2 separate regions of the Mus musculus genome follow, and region 1 is linked to region 2. A link is a loop called in an ENCODE intact Hi-C map of the cell type or tissue named here. Cell type or tissue: left cerebral cortex. All regions are shown on one strand. Links, peaks and the distances in the headings refer to the core of each region. The heading gives the core; the rest is flanking DNA. Region 1 overlaps Dock1 (dedicator of cytokinesis 1). Region 2 has its middle 23 kb from the start of Gm36062.

The links. Peaks named below come from ENCODE experiments on the same cell type or tissue, not always from the same donor. Only the 100,000 strongest peaks of a DNase experiment are listed, where the experiment ranks them.
Region 1: it touches region 2 in a loop (2.3-fold over the local background); 4 of 42 quality-filtered maps call a loop at or near these places.

Annotation. Positions count from the first base shown.
Region 1 is chr7:135,091,750-135,097,128 of GRCm38, forward strand. The region is part of intron 32 of Dock1 (dedicator of cytokinesis 1); the gene reads left to right. Among named protein-coding and RNA genes, the nearest start is that of Gm24581, 37 kb to the right of the region's middle. In left cerebral cortex, for the core only: no CTCF peak of the experiment used is centred there; a DNase peak (open chromatin) is centred at 2,527.
Region 2 is chr7:135,373,703-135,379,081 of GRCm38, forward strand. No RefSeq gene overlaps it. Among named protein-coding and RNA genes, the nearest start is that of Gm36062, 23 kb to the right of the region's middle. In left cerebral cortex, for the core only: a CTCF peak has its summit at 3,428 (motif pointing right); a DNase peak (open chromatin) is centred at 3,989.

The DNA.
Region 1 (5,379 bases), core at 237-5,236, 280 kb before region 2:
GTTACATGGCAGATACTAGGTCCTATTGCTATCTTTGTATCAAGTGTGCTGGACTATGGAGGAGTTGGTCCTTGGACCATGCACAGGTATCAGTATAGTGCTCTATAGGTGATATTACTCTATAGGAGACATTGTTCTATGGGTAATATTACTCTATAAGTGATGTTGCTCTATAAGCAATATCACTCTATGGGTGACATTACTCTATAGGTGATATTATTCTGTAGGCAATACTGATAGCATAAACATTTCACCTGAGGCCCCAGCTCAGCTCCTGGGCATAGAGCTGCAGGGTAAAGTTCCATAGTGGAAGTGCAGAGCTGTCAAGGAAATATGTCTGCTGTAGTCATCCAGTGCATGTAGAACCTGCACCATCCTATCATATTAGGTGTCATAATTGGAGCAGGTTGAGGACCCTTCAGGGACATTCTCTATAGGATTGTAACAAGATCACAGCAAGCTGTTTATGGAGGACCTGAGTAAGTCCTGGTTCTTGGGCGTTTCAGCCTGCTGATCTCTGTAACATGGACCCCACAGAAACCATCCTGACTTTCTGCCCACTCTGGGAGTTCACAGGAACCCAAGGGTGGACTGAGTAGTTTGCTAAGTCACACTGAGTTTTCTTCCTCCACTGCCTTGCCTTTGTAACCTCTTGTCATGTGACATGGTCCTTCTCCGTTTCCCTCACTCAGCAGTCCAGTTTTTATGTTATGGAGGTTGGGCAGAAGTTGTCAGAAGACTTCCAATCCAGACGCCTAACAGTCCTATGACGTGGACATAGGATGAGCTCAGTGCTAAGAGTCTGAGTCTGTTGGAACAAGGAAGGGAGCATCCATGGATAATCTTAACCAATTTTTCTGTCTTTCTTCTCAAAAGCTCATGCTGAAAGATCCATTTGTCACTTGACCTAGACAGCCCAATAGCCAAACTAATGCCCGACAGGAAACAATGTGTTACCTATGAGAAAGAGAGTAATGAGCAGCCAAGGACCCCCGACATGGACAGCTTAGAGGGACACCATGGTTCTCCACTGGATGACAGGTTCTCTAGATCCTCTCTAGACCCAGCATTCACAAAGGAGATGACATGAGTTCTGTCTCATTTGCCAGCCTGCACTGTCCTGTTGGCTCCTCTAGGCATAGGCTACCATGCATGAGGCCCTGCACTCAGTCTGAAGTACTGCAAAAGAAGAGGAAAGAAAAGGAGAGCCTGAGGGACCAGTGTGCAATAGGGTGGCTCTTTCTTCCCTGATAAACTCTGGGTGCTGTCCCAGGCATCCCCAGCATCTCACTATGGTCCTGTAGTGACAGGGTCACTGGTTAGAATAGAAAGAACTGATCTCTGGCCCCAGGTATTATCCAGAGATAATCCACAGATTATCCTAACTGATGGATTGATGAGTCTTCTTGCCATTCCAATATTTTTGTTTTAATTTTTTTTGAGGTTTTGTTTTTTTGGTTTTGGTTTTTTGTTTTGTTTTGTTTTGTTTTCAATGACCATGGTTTATGTTTTATATGCTGACCTTGAACTTTGTACTTCTTTTTTAATTTTTATCATACTATTTTAATTATATAATAATTTTTATTGTTTGGGTGTGCTGTTTTATACATGTATGGGATTTTTGAAATATTCATCCCCACTGTTCCTGTTGCCCCCTCTTACTTCTGCTAACCCCCTTCTGCCTCCCCCCACTTTCATGCCCTTTTTTCTTTTTGGGGTTACAAAGTGAGTTTCATTAAGGCTCTTCCTGAAGCCTGGGTGAGGGTTATGTGCACCTTGCCCATAGTTGTATCCCTGAAGATGTTCCTTCCTCCTCTAGCAACCAAACTACATGTTCATGTTTAAGTATAGTCAGTGACACCTCTGAAGGGACAGAGGTTGACCTTGAACCTGGTCCTATCTCTTTCCATGTCATTTGCCATGACCCCCAGGAAGGAAGGAAAGATGAGCTTCAGGAAGAGTGAGGTTCTCCACAGCACCTCCTCGAGAGCCCCCAGTCTCAGGTGTGTGCCCAGACTTTTCTGTTCCGTCCCAGAGCGGTGAACTCTCTTGACAGCGTCTGTCATTATTCTCTAAACAAGATGAGCCCAGCAATGAGATTTCTGATTCAGGATACTGAGAAGGAAGCTAACTGAGCAGGAACACCCCCCCCCCCCAAAAAAAAATCTTCTTACTCACTAATGTGAACATATAACTAACACCCAAGTGTTTCAAAGCTTGCTTGTCAGCAACAAACATCAATTTGGGCATGAGAACAGGCAGGAGATCAAACGGAAGCCATGACCTTGGCCATGCTGGACCCTTCCTGCTGTGGGTCTTCAGGTTTCAGGCCTGCCTGCCAATGGCACTGTGCAGGCTGCCGCTCTCCAAACTCACAGCAGCCTGTCATGATTTCCCAGGATATACACATCCTCTTTTCCACATAGCTTCCTGTTTTCTTTTCTTTTTCTTTTTTTTTTCCAGTGGGCTCAGGTTTGGGAATATGTTGGCAGGCATATGCAGCCAGTTCTGCCAAGAAAATAAAAATAGAAGTCGGATCAGATGTGTTCCTCACCTTAGAATTAGTCACCTGTCACTCCACCAGTGCAGTCTGTGGGCTTTGGGGAGGGAGGGGTGTCTCACGCAGAGGTACCCAGCAGCCCCAGGGCACAGATCGGAGTCTCCTTGCTCAGTGTGGTTACAAATGCAGACCCAGGCGTGCTGGGTGGGACAGGGCAACTAACCCATTTCTTTGCAGAACCCAGCATGTCAAAGAGAAAATCAGAAGTGTACTCTTTCAAAAGAGAAGTGGAGAAAATGTGTTCTTTTACCGAACCCTCCAGTTATTTATGAGTGCAGCTTGGTGGCGGCCTACAGGGCCACCTCGTCTCCCTCTCTCCTGGTTCCTTCATCCATTTTTGTTTGTTACGTCCACCTCTCAGGAACCAGCGCATGCTCCCTGATGCCTTCTGACTGAAACAAAAAGATGCTCACGGCGAGACCTTTCTTTGGCCTTATTTGGCTTGGGCTATTTTTCGTGTGAGGATCTCTTTCCCTGTTATTTTTGGGGATGTGCAAACTGACTGCTTTTCATTAGACCCAGACACTACGCCATAGCTGGAGGTGATGAAAGGTTCTCCGTCCTGTGGTCCTTCTGTGTGCACAACTTTGTTACATTAAGACCCTGTGCAGTGGTCTGATTCTTGACCATCAGAAGTGTCAAGGCGAAAGCCTGCCTTTCAGAGGAAGCCAGGTGCGGCTCTCAGAGGACTTAGTGCTACATCCTGTCACGAGATTAGACACTCCAGGGAGGTCTTGGGGGTGCAGGGGTTAGAGAATACAACTAGGGGACCTAAGATACAATCTTTCACTTCGCACCATGGTTATTAGAGTCTCAGTTACTTTTCTGTTGCTGTGATAAAAGCACCATGTCCAAAAAAAAAAAAAAAGCAACTTACAGAAGAAAGGATCTATGTCATCCAGAGAGAGAGAGAGAGAGAGAGAGAGAGAGAGAGAGAGAGAGAGAGAGAGAGAGAGAGAGAGAGATCATACTGTAAAGGAGGCAAGGCAGCAGGCTGCTGGAGCTGGAAGCAGAGAAAGGAGACTGGAAGTAGAGCAAGGCTAGAGACTCTCAAGGCCTGCCCCCAGTGATGTACTTCCGCCATCAAGGCTGTACCTCCCGGAGGTTCCTTAACTTTCCCAGACACAGCTGCTGTCTAGGGACCAAGCCTTCAAAAAGCCGAGCTCTGGGAACACGTCTCATTCAAACCACCACAGTCATCTCGTGCTGCCTTTCTCTTCAAAGGAAAAGAAAGCCTTGACGCTCGTTGACCCACCTCCAGTTCCATCATTAGACTTCGGCCAGATGTGCGTCAGGAGAAGCCCAAAATCTGGATGTCTAAAAATAATTAAATTAATAAGAGCATCTGACAGCCCTGCCCAGCTTACTAACTCAAGGACTGTGGACTTGTGACAGTTCCATCCCCAGGGGTATCACAGCTCAAAGGTCTCAGGCTACTCCAGCCAGGTGTGCTTTCTGTACCCAAGGGAAGGGTGCTGATGCCTGGGGTTGCAGCTCTTATTTTCTTCTAGCTCAGTTTTCCAGTAGCTGCTCCAGCACCCTCTTGCTCTGCTTTGTATGTTCCTCCCAGCTTGGAACAATAAAAGCCGAGAGTGACAGACAGAACTTTATGACACTGAAATTACAGTTGATGAACAACTTGCTGTCACGATCTCCTGCTTCTCTGAAGCATTGGCTCTGACATCTTTTAGGCATAATACAAGGAAAATGTCACCTGAGAAATTGAATATAATGGCATTTTCAGGGGACCACTTTGCGGCGCTTGCACGCCTCTCAGAAGTGTTAAGCATTAAGGGAAATGGGCAGAATCACACCATTGTCGCTTCAGACAAGATAGTATCTATTTAGCAAAGGTTGAAAATTCGGATTCTAATTAAATTCAGGTTCCTTATCAGAGATTACATTTTGGTACCTGTGTCCACTCTATTAAAAACATCTTTTGGCTTATGAGGACACTCTACTTTCTTAGGTATGGTTATTTATAATAGACACATTCACTTAATGATTCTCTTGACAGAAATCTGCATTTGTTGAGCTATAAAGAAAACCAGATTCTGTGTTGTGTTTCCCGATTGTGTCGAAGTATTAGTAAGATTAATTAACTCCAGATCAGCTGCTAGTGTTAATAAGAAAATGTCACAAATAATTCAGTCAGGCGTATCATTTCTCATGCACCCTCCTGTTATGTGCTGGAATGAGACAGTGCTGGTTAGAGTGCAGAGGCTTGAAGAGAAAGGGGGCATTCTGCAATGAAGGATGAGAGACAGCTGCCCGGGAGCACCACTCTTGCCTCATCATGCCCCTTCAGGAGGCTAGTGTATTAGTCAGTGTTCTAAGGGAACAGAGCTGAGAGAGAGAGAGAGAGAGAGAGAGAGAGAGAGAGAGAGAGAGAGAGAGAGAGAGAGAGAGAGAGAGAATATGAATGAATGAATGAATGAATGAATGTGTTAGTTAGTTAGAATGGCTAACAGGCTGTGGTCCAGGTAGTCCTACAATGGCTATCTCATGACATAAAGGCCAAGAATCCCATAGTTTTTCACTCTATGAAACTAGGTGTCTAAACAGTCCCATAGGTTGTGCTGGCATCCCAGGGAGGACCTAGAGAGCTATTGGTCTTCAGTCTATGTTGGAATCCCAAAGAAGTAGGTTCTAATCCCAGCAGAGGAATGCCCCAGCCACAGGATGGATGAACTTGCCAGCAAGAGTGAGGGCAGGCAGGCAAAGGCAAAGGCTTCCTCCTTAGGCGTCCTTTTATCTAGGCTGCCAGAATGAGGTGTAGCCCAGACTTAGGCTGGGTCTTCCTTCCTCTAATAATCCAA
Region 2 (5,379 bases), core at 321-5,320:
CAGCATTTCCCAAGCTGCTGCTGCTTTTCCTGGGGGCCTATCCCTCAATGATTGTTTAGGGTTCCAGGGATCCTAGAATGATTCTTGGGGTGGAGGTAGCAGGCACATGGTAGTGAAAAGAGGTGACCACATGGCCCAGCTGTGTATCTTCTCTTGGCCTGGGCCTAAGGGGTTTGGACAAAGCCCTCAGCCTCTCCTATGTCAAGGTCCTTTTGTGTAAAACAATGATAGACACACACCCAATTTATGCCATGAGTCGGTGTGAAAAGAGCTATTGAAATTACATAATGAGATGACTACTTTTTGTAAAATTTAAACACTGTAGTAAGATGACATTGATCATTTTAATGGCAGTGCCATCAATCACTCGAGTGGTGATTCAAATTGTGTAAGACAATCTGAGTACATACATATATATATATATATATATATATATATATATATATATATATATATATATGTTTTAAATTTAAATACATAGCAACATCCAATATGGGTATCAAAGACTAACATTACAAGTTAGTTTAATGATGTTAAGTAACATGTCAACATTTCTGAACTGAGGGGGCTCTCTGCCTGGAGCCCCGAGCAAGCAGAAAGTTCTGAGTTGCCCTAAGTTGATTCATTTTACAGCTCTCAGGAAGAACAAAGGCTCCGTTGGTAAAGTGTGCTTGCTGTGCACATATGAGGACCTGAGCATGGTCCCCAGCACCTACATTTAAAAGGAGCAGTAGTATTTATCTGCAATCCCAGCACTGGAGAAGCCAGCCCTGCTTGGAGAGTTCCAGGTCAGTGAGAGACTCCATCCTAAAACACAAGTGGATGCCTGAGAAATAATGCCTAGCACTGCCCTCCATTCTTCCTGTAGGTGCACACATCTTCTCTCTCTCTCTCTCTCTCTCTCTCTCTCTCTCTCTCTCTCTCTCTCTCTCTCTCCACACACACACACACACACACACACACACACTCAACATAGTTCCACTTTGGAAATGAGTGTAAAAGCTACCATGATGAATGCTTTTATGTGGAATCAAAGATAAGCAATTGCTACCCCCTGATTGAGGCGTGCACCTCTGGAAGGGAACATTGCTTCTAAATACTCAGTTTGACTCTACCAAAATCCTGGCTTTTTATTTTTTTTTTAATTACTCTTCTTATTTTTAAGATGGAGGCCAACTATGAATCCTGTGCTGGCCTGGAACTCAAAAGAGTGCCAGGGCTCAGCTTCCTGGTTGCTAAGGTTACAGGTGTGCATCACTCCCCAGGCCAGACCTTGGCTTTTAAGGACTTCTCTAGATGCAGAATTTATAAGCTTTGTTCTTGTATCACCTGGCAGTCAGAATACACATTATGTTCTGGAATGATCTACAAGGAACCTTGAGAGTAAAGAGCTCTATTTGTGCCTTAAATAAAAGGGACCACAATCTTTCTCTCCCTCCTCTCCCTCCTCTCCCTCCTCTCCCTCCTCTCCCTCCTCTCTCTCCTCTCCCTCCTCTCCCTCCTCTCCCTCCTCTTCCCTCCTCTCCCTCCTCTCCCTCCTCTCGCTCCTCTCGCTCCTCTCCCTCCTCTCCCTCCTCTCCCTCCTCTCCCTCCTCTCCCTCCTCTCCCTCCTCTCCCTCCTCTCCCTCCTCTTCCCTCCTCTCCCTCCTCTCCCTCCTCTCGCTCCTCTCGCTCCTCTCCCTCCTCTCCCTCCTCTCCCTCCTCTCCCTCCTCTCCCTCCTCTCCCCTCCTCTCCCTCCTCTCCCTCCTCTCGCTCCTCTCTGGGGTCAGCACAGGGTATCAGAGCCAGAGCCAGTCTACCCCTGAGTGAATGGCTCCTCCCAGCTCCATCAAGCCATGCATCACCAAAGCGAGTTGCTCCTCTAGTGATATATTAGTGTGACAATCTCGCAGGACACACCATTAATGTATTACTCAAAGGATGGCCCCACTTACGGAAGCAGGGTTCCAGGAAGCTCTTGGGCACCTCTGAAGGCAGCTGGAAGGCTTCCACAGAATCTAAAGTCAGCCAACAGGCATCCCACAACGGAAGCCACTTTCTTAGCAACAGAGAAGAATTCTGGCTGTACATTAAATATTCTGTCATCTTTGTAATAAATATCTAGCCTGGTTTGACCTTGGTGTCTTGGATAATTCTAATAAGATTCCATCTTGGTAAGCAGAGAGGACTATGGAATCTTGCTCTGTGATACTCTTTGGTCAGAAACCAGGCAAGACATCCTCTGTGTGTCTGTTTCTTAGGGGACTTACGGTGCAGAATACCTTAGAGATTTTCAATTCTTTGAAATAATTGAAATCACCTATAATTATAATCTCATTGGAGGCATACTTGTTCTTCTCATAACGATCCCATTGCTTCCACAGATCTATAAAAATAGATTTATTTCCTTCCCTGTCCCTTTTTCCTCGCAATGTTTCATGTTATTAAAAACAGAAGATTGCTTGTCAAATGTTTTATTCGCCACATGTGTGGGACCATCCATCATCCCTCGCCTCCTGCCTGCGCATGCGCACCTCCTCTGTAACTGCGCTCGCCTCATCAGGCTCTGTAGAAACGCTGCTAATTGGATGACTACATTCATAAAAGCTAATTAAAATGTAGCATTTACATCATAGTAACTGTACTTTCTAAAGAATAATAGGCGCATCCAGGTAAGTATAAAAGTCTACTCTACTAATTGTTCTCGGTGGATGTGATTGCTCTTTGGCAGGGTTGCGCTCCTCCGGGCAACAGTCACGAGGACAGTGGCATTTGTCATTGTTTGGCAATGAATTAAATCTGTTGTGAAGGAAGCCTAATGCAAGTGGTTGAGTTATGAAGGAGGCCAGCATGTTAATCCAACAGTTCCCATACTCCCATGGATGAAGCTGGTCTGCATGTATCTCTCCAAGCCTCCGTATCCTCCAGCACGAATATATGGACCAGATCCCTCTGAAAATGGGCAAACCCAGTGGGCCAGGCTAGGTTCCACCTGACACATAGGCTGTATCCTACATTCTTAGGAAAGTAGTTCAGGACAGGTGACCAGAAGAATAGGGCTTTAGACTGGTGCTATGGTTTGAATCCATGAGTCCCAATAAAATTCACGTAGGTAGTAAGGAGTAAGACCTTTAGATATTAATAAGTTATGAGCCATGCATCCCCCTTGGATAGATTAGTGTCCTAGTAAGGAGGCTCGTGGGCACTGGTCATGCCCTTTCCTCCACTTTCCAGCATGGCACCATCACTAAAGCAGTCTTCATCCAGCACCCAGGCTGCAGCCCTGAGCTTGGACTTCTAGCCTCCTGCGCTATAGGGAATGTATTTCTGGTATTTATATAAATTACCCTGTCTTGGGTATTTTGATACAAACAGACTAAGACCGGTGGTAACCTCAGATAATGTGTGAGTGTGGACTCCTGGAATGACTAGGTCATGCTCCAGTTGGCCTGCAGGGGGCGCACTATGGAACAGAAGCACAGCATTAGGGAAGCCATACCACATCAGGGAACCTTTGAACCTGGCTTCTTTTTCTTGGCTGCCTCAGTTTCTACTCCGTTTTCTTCTCTGCTTACAACAGATATCACAAGTCCTGGTGTGGCCAGCCTAGCCCCAGGCTCCTAGTCACACTGAAGCGTTGGCTAACCCAGAGCCGGGGAAGACACACAGGCCCCAGAGCCTCCGAGCTCTGCTCTCCACCTGTCTCAGCTCTTCAGGGAACCAGTGGTGGCGGCCATGAGACTGTGATGTTGAAGAGGTTATGGCTTAAATTACAAGAAGTGAGCCATGTACCACTCTGATAAAGGAAATTAAGCCATGCACGCTAAGACTAATTTATCTTGATGAAGCAAGATTTAACCCAGGAAAGTGAAGACAGTTCAGAGCAGGAAACGCAAATAGATTTTAAAATCTAATAGGAAAAGATCCACTTACATAGCGCGACCGTGTGGCGTAATAAATTGGCACAATCCTCAGGGAGAGTCATTTGTGATACGTGTTAAGAAGCCTAAGAATATACACGGGCTGCACCCACTAATCTCACTTCCCAGAATTCCCCTTCAGGGACACATTCTAGGGAGACACTGCGCTCGTCCGTTGCCACGTTCTCCCTCCTCAATGCTTTTATCCACATGCGGTAGCCTCAGTGTAAGTCTACAGCTGCTTTGCAGTGGAATAGATACTTCCCACTCTGCCTTGAGCACCTGCTCCAAACATATAATGGACTCAGAAGTTTCCATACAGGTGGGTGCCTGCCTACATACATACATACACACACACACAGAGAGAGAGAGAGAGAGAGAGAGAGAGAGAGAGAGAGAGAGAGAGAGAGAGAGAGAGAGAAACCAAGACTTCTAAAATGAAGCCCCAGCAACCCCTTCTTATTGGTCAGATTCAGGCCACAAAAACCCATCTTTGGGCTTTGCTTTTGCTGGGGGTGGTATTGTAGAGACGGGTGGGTAGCTAGGTTGGCTGACAACCAGCCTAGCCCTAGATTCAGTGTGAGACCCTATCTCAAATGAATGAGTTTTGCTGCCTTGCCTCCCGCATATTCAAGCCCGTCAATAACACGGTTCCTGTCTTGCTGCCCACACTGCTTCTATGCAGGGCTTTCCTCCCCTGTGCAGCCCATGGGACTGTCTCCTTTCCAGTCTTACTTCCCTCCAATGATAGCAGCATTCTGAAGCACACACATAGGTCCCTGTTCGACCTGATGATCCCACTTCTGTCTTCTGGTCCAGACCACATATGACATTCCAATTCTTGCGACGGCCCTAAGTTGCCTTTTTCAATCCCTTTCCTGTACTCATCTGCCAGGGCAGCCACAATTTCTAAACAATGGTGACTCATGGTCCTGGAACCCTGGAAGAACCTGGAAACCCAAGGCCAGGATACAAGCAGGGATGACCCATTCTGAAGGAAGGCACTGTGCTGGGCCTCTCTCCTTGACCTACAGGCTTTCTTCAAGTTCATCTTCACGTTCATGAGGACACCAGTCATTTTAGACAAGGAGATAGGGAGCCCACGTTACTGCAATATGGGCTTGTCCCAACTAATCACATCTACTCTATATAACTCTATTCCCAAATATGGTCATAGTCCCAGGTAATAGGCATTAAGGTGATTATTTGGGGTAGAAAGAAAGCTTGTTTGATATATATAACACTTCATCAAGTCATTTTATTTTACAGTCCTATGGAAGCTAGGATTGTAGCTTTCAGTAAAGCTCTTGTCTAGTTCCATCCCTGGTATCACATACATAAATGAACAAATAAACAAAACTGTATTAAGGGGCATATGGGCACACACATGCCTGGAATTCCAACCCCCAGGCATCTGAGGTTTCATGACCATGAATTCAAAGCTAGTCTGTATTATAGACAGAGACATTGTCTTTTTAG